Linked DNA regions of Homo sapiens: region 1 is linked to region 2. Evidence: chromatin loops called from intact Hi-C (ENCODE). Cell type or tissue: ascending aorta. All regions are shown on one strand. Links, peaks and the distances in the headings refer to the core of each region. The heading gives the core; the rest is flanking DNA.

What was found. A loop is a pair of places that touch in the nucleus more often than their neighbours do. Peaks named below come from ENCODE experiments on the same cell type or tissue, not always from the same donor. Only the 100,000 strongest peaks of a DNase experiment are listed, where the experiment ranks them.
Region 1: it touches region 2 in a loop (2.6-fold over the local background); 3 of 110 quality-filtered maps call a loop at or near these places.

What each region holds. Positions count from the first base shown.
Region 1 is chr5:158,698,960-158,704,340 of GRCh38, forward strand. It overlaps EBF1 (EBF transcription factor 1), which reads right to left. Exons shown (of 16, transcript NM_024007.5): 16 at 1-183. The coding sequence ends at 152. Among named protein-coding and RNA genes, the nearest start is that of LINC02227, 290 kb to the left of the region's middle. In ascending aorta, for the core only: no CTCF peak of the experiment used is centred there; a DNase peak (open chromatin) is centred at 2,662; H3K27ac peaks cover 4,430 bases.
Region 2 is chr5:158,977,721-158,983,101 of GRCh38, forward strand. All of the region lies in intron 6 of EBF1 (EBF transcription factor 1), which reads right to left. Among named protein-coding and RNA genes, the nearest start is that of EBF1, 120 kb to the right of the region's middle. In ascending aorta, for the core only: no CTCF peak of the experiment used is centred there; DNase peaks (open chromatin) are centred at 141 and 2,661; H3K4me3 peaks cover 1,613 bases; H3K27ac peaks cover 4,323 bases.

The DNA of each region.
Region 1 (5,381 bases), core at 141-5,140, 280 kb before region 2:
GTCGGTGATTTTGTTTGTTTAAAAATCTGCAGTTATTGTGATTCCTCTTAAAAAGGCCTGAGTTAAAAGTTCCACTCTGGGACTTGTATCAGATTACTCTCTGTAGCAGAATCCAACCTCTTCATTAATACAATTCTTCAAGGCAATTCTTTCACATAGGAGGAACAATCATGCCAGATATCGCTATGAAAGAAAAGACAGAAGTCAATGGTTTCTTTGCGTTCAAACTTCTCACTGAGAAAAATAATGAAGACTAAAAAAAAAAAAACACCCACACACAACTATGTTGTTCGACTATTAGCCACAAATTTGCTCTCATCTTCTCTGGAATGAATTTTCGTTATAAAATATACATGTGCTTTATTAAAAATTATAATAAATCAGCATGGGTATGTGTCTTTAACAGAACAAAATATCCTAAACATCTCTCCAAATCTGATTTCAATTTTAAGGCATAACTGGAAAGTTGCATAGTTTGAATACCACTGGGAAAGTTGCAGCTTCGAACCTTGCAAAATAGTGAGAATTTTCACTTTGTCACTCTTTTTTCCCTCCCCTTCACACCCAAAATATAAAGAAGTGGTCCATCCAAACTGCAAGCAGTTTCTACAAAAAACTTGGCATTCCCTATCCTCTGTATTAGCACAAAAACTAAGCCACAGAGCAGAAATCTTGAGTGCCTTTGCTTAGGTCCTTAAGCTGGGAGAAGGAAATGCCAGCTACAGCAGGCCTTGTTCACTGGGAACATAAAGTTGGGAGAAAGCATAGCTGGGAGGAGAAGACAGGTTTGCATGAAACTGCAGAATGTCTTCCATATCACGGCTTCACTCAACGTTTCGGGAATGATCTGACCATATTTCCTAGAAAACTGTAGCCTGGGGAAGCTGGAGTGAGATCCTGGGAAAAAAGAAGCCTGTTTGAGGTAACCAAAAATTGTTGAAAGCATTCAAAGCTAGGAGGTCGCAGATAGTGGTATTTAGAGAACACAGAATCAGATAGGCCTGAGTCCCACCTCTGGCTTTTCTGCTGTGAAGCTCAGCTTCTGTAGCTAGAATCACAGCAACACTTAGGGTTATTGGAGAGGTGAATAAAATGACACATGCAAAGTGCTTAGCCTGGGTTCAGCTCCTAGTGAGGACCTGATAGACGTTAGCTGCTGGGATTTTTAACCCATCACTTCTGCTACTAAACTAGCTGTGTGACCTTGTGTTAATTGCTTAACTTTTCTGAGGTGTATTTGCTCTTATGTCAAATAGGCACCATCCCATGTGGCACACTTTGTGTGATTGCTGGGAAGAATAAAAGGATAACTAAGAAAATTAAAACAGGGTGGCACCTTTGAAACATGTCAAAGTGAGAGAGATGCTGACATTACAAGCAAGGGGCAGCCGTCTTTGGCTCCCAATCACGGTTAAGTGTCTTGTCAGGCAGAGAGAGTCATTGCTTTCTTTTTATGGCAAATCTAAACGTAAATTAATTAGTGTTCTTGTCAGTGATGACTGTGTCTAGGAAGTGGCCCTCTTAGTTTACTATTCTGGAAGAATGTGCCTTTAAAAAAAAAAAAAAAAGCGAACCCCAGTACCACAAATCCTGCAAGTGGACACAGGGAGGCCACCCTGGGCTCTTAGCCCCAAGACCCCCACGTTCCTCCGGCTTCCCCACCCCCACCCCTGGTATTTTAGATTCAATTAAAATGAAACCCAAAAAGTATTTTGCCAAACACTTTTTCCGTTAATTTTTAAACCCATCTGTATTCACAAGGAAATTCAATCCACATGTTTCTGATTCATTTACACGTAAATCATCCAAATGTTGTTTTGCAAGAGCCTTTTTGCAGCCCAAAAGCTCCTGGAGTCCTTTCTGTAAGCCCTCATAAGCCTTTTTTTCTTAGAAACAGGAAGTTGTCTTTTGCCAAACGCAGACCAACTTAAACCCCCAAAGACTTGAGATCAGTTGGAAATGCAGTCCCCCTAAGATTCAAGTGAGCCCTAGGTTTGACTGAAACCAGGAGCTCAGTATTTCAATCCAAGCCTTAACTGGAGAATTCGAGATGCTATCACTCCAAAGGCAAGGAGGCGCAGGGGAGTCTTTGCTGTGTGACAGCCCAGCATGGCTCTGCCTCCCCAAGGATCTTTTCATCTGGGCTGGAGGTGGGTCCAGGCACCTTTATTAAAGACAGCGGGAGTTTTAAGCCTGTGGCAAAAGGTGCAAGTCTACTTTCGCTTTCCACCAAAATCTATTCTGCGTGCCTGGCATTAAAGAGCAGTTCCCTATAGTATAGTCACACAACTCAGGCAGTATCAATATGATTCAAAGCAAAGGAAAAAGCTAATTTGGTTGGTGGGTCCAGCCAACATTTATTAGCTGGTCTGTGAAAACATCCCATTTGAATGGCCAGAATTAAAAAAAAAAAAAAAATCTAAGCAGGCTTTTGGTACCCAAATAGTGTGTTAGATCAACTAGATTAAGCCTCCACTTAGGGCCACATTAAAAGTTCTAAAGCAAAGCTAACTGATGTACCAGTTCATAGTTAACAGCGCTTTTTATTTTGGACCATTGGGGCTGCAAACTCCAGCATCCCAAGAGCCCAGGCTGCGAACAGCAGTGAGTGAATCCCCTGGGTGCGTAAGTGAGGATGGAGGTGATGATGCCAAGGGCATGCCTGGGCAGTGACTCAGCTCCCACCAAATGCCACTGGGCAGGAATGCCTGCTCACAGCCACTGATCTTCTCAAATGTTTCAAGAGAAGCTAGAGATTTAGACTTTGTTTTTTTAAAAAAAGAAATAGCCAAGTTTATACATGATAGCACAAAATTGAAATTAAAAACAAATATATGGGTCTAGGGGGTGGGTTTGGCCCACTCCTACTTTCCTACCTCGCCTTCATCAGCCGACAGACTTCTCTGAGAGTCTAATGGGAGCTATGGAACCTCTCTTCAAAAGAGGTTGTGATGTCTTGGCACACAGTGCTGAGTATCCTCATGGGGAATCTTCATGTACCCTACTTGGGCAAGACAGCATGCCACAGCATTTCTGGAACATTCTAAGGCCCATGTTGCCTACACCCAGAATTTTGCATGTAATATCAAAGCATTACTGTTCTCTAAATCCCAATCATGACTTCCTAAACTCCAAGGGCAGAACCCTTGCGGTTGAGTAAATTATGGGAAAAGATCCCTGCCTGTGGCCTCTGAGCCTAGATACCTCCAAAGAGGCCCTTTTAATAGAGAAACTCCACTGCAAAACTGCCTGAAGATCTTGAGTTTTAGGAGTTGTTTTTCTTATATCTGTGCTGCAATCTGAAGATTATGTGGGTGAGAGGGATGGGTGTCTGGAGCTTGGAATGTTCCAGCAATGCCATTGGCATGCTAACTTGCCCAAGTGGAGTGCATAAAGATTCCCATGAGGACACCACCCTCTCAGCACCATGTGCCAAGACATCACAAGACCATGGTGGCTCTGCCATTTTCCCCAGCAGCTGGATGATCATGTTCTCTGACAGAAGCTCAGAAAACTATTGCTTTGAGAGGCAATGCATTTTTCATTACCGTTTCCATATTTTTGATAAAAACAAAGACAAAACAAAGTTCTGCAGAGCTGGGAGGGTTTGGAGTGAGAGGGTGGAATGTGGTCGTACCCAAACCACCACATGTGTAAGAATTATGAGCTAATCACTCAGGAGGCTGAGGCAGGAGAATGGCATGAACCTGGGAGGCAGAGCTTGCAGTGAGCCGAGATCGCGCCACTGCACTCCAGCCTGGGCTACAGAGGGAGACTCCTTCTCAAAAAAAAAAAAAAAAAAAAAAAAAAAAAAAAGAATTATGAGCTAATCAGGAACAGGGGGGTAAGTGAGTGGGTAAATCTTGCACCGACTGAATATGTGCATGGAAAAAATGACGATTCCATAGGATTTGGTCCTGGGCTGCATGATATCTAGGGTTGAGAAGAGCCAGCCTGAGCTTCAGCAAGGTGGAAAAGAAAAAACATCAGTATATGGATACTACTTTTGTGAAATTACTCTGGCCTTTTTGTTTTTAATTTTTCATGCGTAGACTGTCCAGGACATGGCTAAGGTTTAGAATCACTACATCAGCGGGGGTTCCAATGGCATGTAACAGCCTTCTTGGGGATGCCTCTGTCTTGAATAAATGAAGTCCTCTGAGGCCTAAATTGCCTGAAACCCAAGCTCTAAGCAGCATAAGCTTCAGGAGAAAGGAGAGGACATCTCCATGGACAAAGACTGAGCATAGTTGGTGACTCAAGTCTTTGGCTCTGGAAAACAGACACAGTTAGGTAGTCTGGGACCAGGATTTATCAATTACTTCACCTGCATAAGAATAGAAAGAGGTATCTCTGCATTTTTCTCTTTAAATCCAAAATATAGTTGCATTTTCCAAAGTTTTTCATATGACATTAAGTGTTCTTAACATGCAGAAAAGGACTCTGTAGGCAAACAAGTTTGCCAAACTAAATGAAATAGTCATTTTTATTTAACTGCAGGATGCCCCAGAGACTTTAATTGTGGATCTCCAAGATAGTGATCCAGGGAGCACCACATTCTAAATGTTTTTGACTACCATATTTTTATTTTTTAACAGGACATTTTGTGAGGCTCCAGAAGTTGAGACTAGAGTTGCTTTTTCAAAAAAAAAAAAAAAAAACCCTCAGATATATGGTAACTTTTCAAACGTTTTATCTACCTGGGAGACAAAGCCAGCTGGAATCATGATAGAATCTGTGAATCCTACTGGTCACCGCATGTTATCCAGGACATGTCTGTCTCTGCTTCTTGGCTAAGGTTGTCCTCAGTCTTTCTGCTGAAAGTGCCCCTTGCCCCCATCTCCCTGGCCCTGAATCCCACTTGTTCCTCCTTGAGCCTGTTCTGAATTCTCCTTCATCTTTCCTTCCTCTGTACTTCCACAGCTGGGTGCCCAGCCTTTCCCAGACAGATCTTCCTTATTTACTTTGGTGTCATGTCTCCCCTAATACAGGGAAAGATTTTGAGGGCAGGATTTTGTAGCCCTCTTGTGCCTAACCTAGTGACTTGAATATAGAAATGTAATATAGCATAGGGGCTTAACATAGTCCAGTCAATCTGTCTGGGCTTAAAGCCCAGGCTTCCTTGTTTGCTAGTTGTGTAAATGGGGACAAGCCACCTTAGCTTCAGTCTCAGTTTCTGCATCTGTATAACAGGGACAACAGACAAGCTACCTTAAGGGTGGTTGGGAGCCAGGCTGGGAATAAGCCCTCCTAGTCAGTGGCTGTGTTCACCATTATCACCACCATGTGACATGGCCGTGCTTAGTTCTTGGGGAATAAATATGCGTGTAGTAACCGGAGGAGACTAAGGGAGTGCTGCTGGGGAAGAGGTCTTTTAGGAG
Region 2 (5,381 bases), core at 133-5,132:
GGGAAATATACTCTGTGACTTAGTAAGAATGCCATGGCGCTGACCTCCCAGTGGGCTGCCTGGGAATGCATCCACTTTGACTTTTCACTGGTTCTTAAATAAACAGGGTACCAGGCCTCAACCCGCCCTGCCTTAGGAGGAGGGAGGAGAGAGAAAGAGACATACACACACACAAAGGCTAAAGGAAGGGAAAATGGGTGATTCTGACTCAAAAATTAAGTGAAAACGCCAACCCTGTCATCCCGGGATGGCCAGACAAAGGGAAGAGGCTGCCTCACACCCACACGGTCTACCCGTGGGTAAACTGGCATTTCTAATACTTTTCACCTAGTCTTGACTTGACAGATGCCTAACCTTAGCTACTGAGTGGAGACAGGCTGATGGGCCTTGGCCATACAGGGGGAAAATTTTTGATGCTTCTCACTTATGACATGATTGATTTTCTTTCAGCGGCCCTTCACTTTGGGAAGTGGCGAGGGCTGGCTCACTGCGCCCCGGTGCGCCCTGACCCCCGACATGCGGCCGCTGTGAGGCTGGAAACCGATGACGGCAGAAACCTAAAAAATCAATAGGCCCTGTCAGTCAGGGGCCAGGCGGATGTCTTTTAAAAACCCAATCACGACATGTATTTGCTGCATGGTGTGGAACTACTGCACACTTGAGAACACACTGAATTTCCCCCTTCCCTTATTTATTTATTTTTTTGGATCTGCTTTACACTTCATTTTGCCTCTTTTTAAGGTTGGAAGGGGCAGAAGCCTTAACCTTTAAGGCAGCAAGGGAAAGGGGCAAGCCATGTGGTAAGTTCTGTTCATGATTTTTACAGGAAAAATTCCCTGGAAACTATTTGAATAGTATGAAATAAATAGAGCACCTTGCCGCTGCCAACATAAACAGTGACATCATTTTTTTTTTTTTACATTATCTGGAAAGAATTTAGATATAAGACTTTTAAGTCTAAAAACATATGAGGGCAAAGCTGCTTAATAGGCTTGATTAAGGAAAGACTATTGTTTGATTTTTCTTTGGGGGTTTCTTGAAGGTAAAAGAATTGAAGATACACACACACACACACATACACACACACACACACACACACACACACACACACACACAGAGAGAGAGTCCACAGTTCTCTTTTGGGAAAGAACAAGCACTAGGAGAATCACTCAGTTTCCAAGCAGGGTCAGTGTAATATTCTCCATTCGGTGTAGAAGAAAAATCAAATATGCATCCTTTCTTTGAGAGACAGACAATGCAAAAGGTGGCATTTAGCTTCTTCCTGATCTGAGGTGGGAAGGATAAATATCAACTATGACAAGCCAAAAAGATAAGAGAAATACCATCAGCTGGAATGTTTCAGCATAAAGAAATCCACACTCACACAAAGAGAAAAAAGAAGAAAGTGAAAAAGGTTTGGAGACTATAGGAAAACAGAGAAGAATGCTATTAGAGACTATTAAAATGTATAAGATCTATATGAAAGTGGATGTCAGAATTTCTGCGACATGCTTTTCTCCTTTCTTTTCAGAGAAATAGATAGGTATATTACACATTATCTTAAAATTCACTTAAGGTAAATATCATACATTAAAAATAAAACAAATAAACAAAATCTGTGCCTGAATTCCCAAACTAAGCCCAATTAAAGGTTTCTTTATGGCTGTAAACCTGACAAGCTACAATTTCCCCCTGTTGCAGTGGGTGTGTGTGTTTTAATGTAATATTAATGAGCCAGGATGGAGGGTCATAAAAAGTGATAGGTTTTTGCGATGGTAAATTATAAATCGGTATTGATTTTTCCCGGCACTAATGCAGCCAGCTTATTGTAAGACACCACAGGCAAAGTGCACTTTATCAGATTAGACTGGGGCCGGTATCAAATATACATGAGAATAAGGATGCATTTGTGAGTTAGACTAGACTTTTCTTCCCTAACAATGCATGAAATTTTTAAGGAAAAAAAAAAAGCAGACAAGGATACTGGGAAATTCAACTTTTTTTTTCTTTTTCTAAAGCAAAAATTTCCAGAATTGTTGCTCTTGAGATAATTTGATTCAAAGTGAAGAGAAGGCAGTAATAACGCTAATCAAATTATAAATAGTTTTATTTAAGGCTGTTCTAAGTTTCTCTTATTCATTTGTACTTTAGGTTGGTGCCCAAAATGCAAAGGTCATTCTCTGGCCCCTTCCCTGCGTTCACTCTCTGCTTGCAGCATCATTGCTTTCCTCTACCCACAAGTCACTGGGAGTGTTTTGTTTTTTGTTTTTTGTTTGCAAATGACCGAGGTTCTTCTCCGTTGGTATTTTATAGTCAGAAGGACTTCATTAGGCAATTGAGTAGAGATGTTCAGCCATAGAGAGAAAAAGAGAAGGCAAAGAAAGAATAATAACAGGAGGAAGAAAAGAAAATGACTAGACCCCATTTCCTTCAACAAAGATATTATTATTTGTCCTCTCTCCAAACCTGGGTCAGCGTCTGACTCACTTCACGTCTCATATGTCAACAGAGAAGAAAGTCCTCACCCTGAACGTGTGCTTGCCTTTTGTTCTTTGGAGAGACTTCTCCAGCTTTGTTGGGAATGCTAGCAGCCCTGTTTCCAAACACTTCCCGATTTCTTCCTAATAACTGCTGGCACGCTCTCTATCAAAATCTGCCACTTTCCTCCCTGCACAAAAGCTGTGCTTCCACCACGTGATCGCAAGCCGTGCCCAGCTCTGAGGCCAGATCCGCAGCCAAGACTCCTCTCTCTGTCTCCATGGCGTGAACAGGAATTGGAAACCAGCACACTCAACCCCAATATAGTCTTTTTTTAAGAAGTCGAGAGAACATGTGTTTATTGACAGTTCATTAACAAATATCAACCCCCCGCAAGCTGTTTACTAAGGAATGTAGTTAAGTGAAGATGTGTGAATATAAATAACTAACAAAGGAAGAATGGAGAGAAAATATCTCATGGCATTCCCCCTTTGAATGTAGTTTGAATCTGTTTTATTTTCTGCTAGAAACATGTTGCTACTGAAGGTGTCTCTATGACACCCAGAACAGTAAAAACAGCAGGTGTTTGTGTGCTGGTATCTAGAACACTTAAATAAAACTCTGAAAAACTGGAGTATGACATGCCTTCTCATTTTTTTCCCCTTGTCTATATCAAGGGATTTAAACAATTATTTTAAAAAGGAAAAAGAAACTAGTAAGTTTCATAATAAGGTTAAGGCTATAATATAATTGCTAATTTCTAAAACATGATGAATATTTAAAACCACTGCAAAAGTTTACAAAAACCAAGCCCAAATCTTGAGGAACATAAAATCTTAGTTGGGGATAAGAGGAACCAGCAAAGAATATATACTATTCAATAAGGTGTTTCTCATTTGTTACACCAATACTCAAAATGGGCCATATTCAGCAAGGGTAGCTAACCATTTCCAAATGTTAAAAAAAAAAAACTGACTATAATATCCTTGCATCAAAATGACTCCAACAATTACAGAAACAAGGGAAAATGTTTTGAGACAAGAACAAATCAGGTAAAACCTAATAAAGTCAAAAGGAAATTAGAAAAATAGAAGGTTGTTTTCATGGGAGTTTAATCTTTTCACTGGAAAGTGATCTTTATTGTATGTCAAATCAACATTTTAAGGTGCTTTTTTATAAAGTTATGAAAGTAGAAGCATACATTTTTACCTATTCTAATTTAACTGTATTAGTGGTGCCAAAACCCTCATTTACATTTTTCATAAAATTGTGAAGAGGTTCTCTCTGCTTTAGGGATAGAGCTAATAAACAAACACATAAATTAGTGTATTTTAATTAAACATTATCCCATGAAGTAATATTGTACACCACTGCCTAATACAAGAACAACTTTCTTACTTAAAATCCAGTATAATATTAAAATATTAAAACTCATTAAAAATTAATTTTAAAATACTTTATAAACATTCAAGTACCCTGAGTTCTGTATTTTTAAAGGTTTTATGTTGTTGGTTGTGCACATGATATAATCCACAAGCTCCTAACAAAATGGCGCAAGAAGCTACAGTTACTTTGCAGAACTGCACTGACTGATGTAGAACAATTACTATTGTTTTATTTTAAATATTTCATCAAAACAGTGCTGATAGAATCTTACTAAAAATAAAAAAAAAATTAAAAGTCCAGCGGACACATATAGCAAAACAGCATTGACTAATGACTTCAAATCATTAACATACAGATCTGAGACTTGACTCATGATCTAGCTAGATAAGCCTCCTGATAATATCATTTTAAAATTGCATCCAGTTCACTCAATCAGAACTTGTTTGTGTTCCCACTATGTGCTTAAAATGGGATTTCATTGTCAAATTATGGTTTGGGGAAAAGGATTCAAAATAAGTTACAATGGCCTAGACCAAACTACACGCTAATTGAAACTCTGTAAAAAAGGTAGATAGGTTTTAAACATGCCTAAAAATATCTTTAGAAATCCTAGGTCAAATAGATAAATGCCCTGAGACAATGAGCTAATGAATGTAAATCATTTGACATTTATTAAATAAACATTAGCTGCTACAGTTGTTACTAATAGTATTATTTGCACAGTAAGGCTCAATCAAAGGTGCAGATTTACCAAGGCTTAAAAACACAGATGAAAAGGATGCACTTGGGCATACTTCACACTCAAGTTAACAGTCATTTATTGAGGGACTATTGCATGTCAGCCACTGTGTCAGGCAACGAGGATATAAAGATTAACAAGATTAAATTACCTGAGGGCCATAACTTTTTAGTCTGCCTTACTTAGTGTTATACATCCAGATCCTAGCACAGTGCTTGGCACCTTGAAGATACTTGATAAATATTTGTTGAATAGATGAATTAATAACAAAATAAAAATCCCTGTTGACAAGGCATTCACAGTCTAATTCTTTTTGCTTTACACGGTACTTAAATTTTTCCATCACAAGTCCAGCTTGCTTTTTTTTGGAAAACTCCCTAGCTAAATATAATTTAATAAAGTGTCCATGATCCCTTGATTCCGAGAATATAATCCTGTTGGTATTTAAAGCAAAAGATATATATATATATATAGTGGTCTAAAAAGGGTCAAATTCCCATTCAGCATCCTATGTATGAAACTCTTGATTTAACCAGAATTATCTTGGGAGGAAATCCAAAATAACAAATGGTTAGAAACTATGAATCCTTCTGGTCTGCTCCCCTATGAGGAACTGCTTTGTTACCTCATAGGGCAAAGCTGTCCCAGGATCTGCCGCCCCTGGCACCAGGCTCCACCTGCCACACTTTACCTAAGAGGCCCTGGATATCCATCTTGGGGGCTCCTGACTCCCTCAGCCCTTACTCTTTCAGCTCTCTAGTAGGTCTCTTGTCAGAAA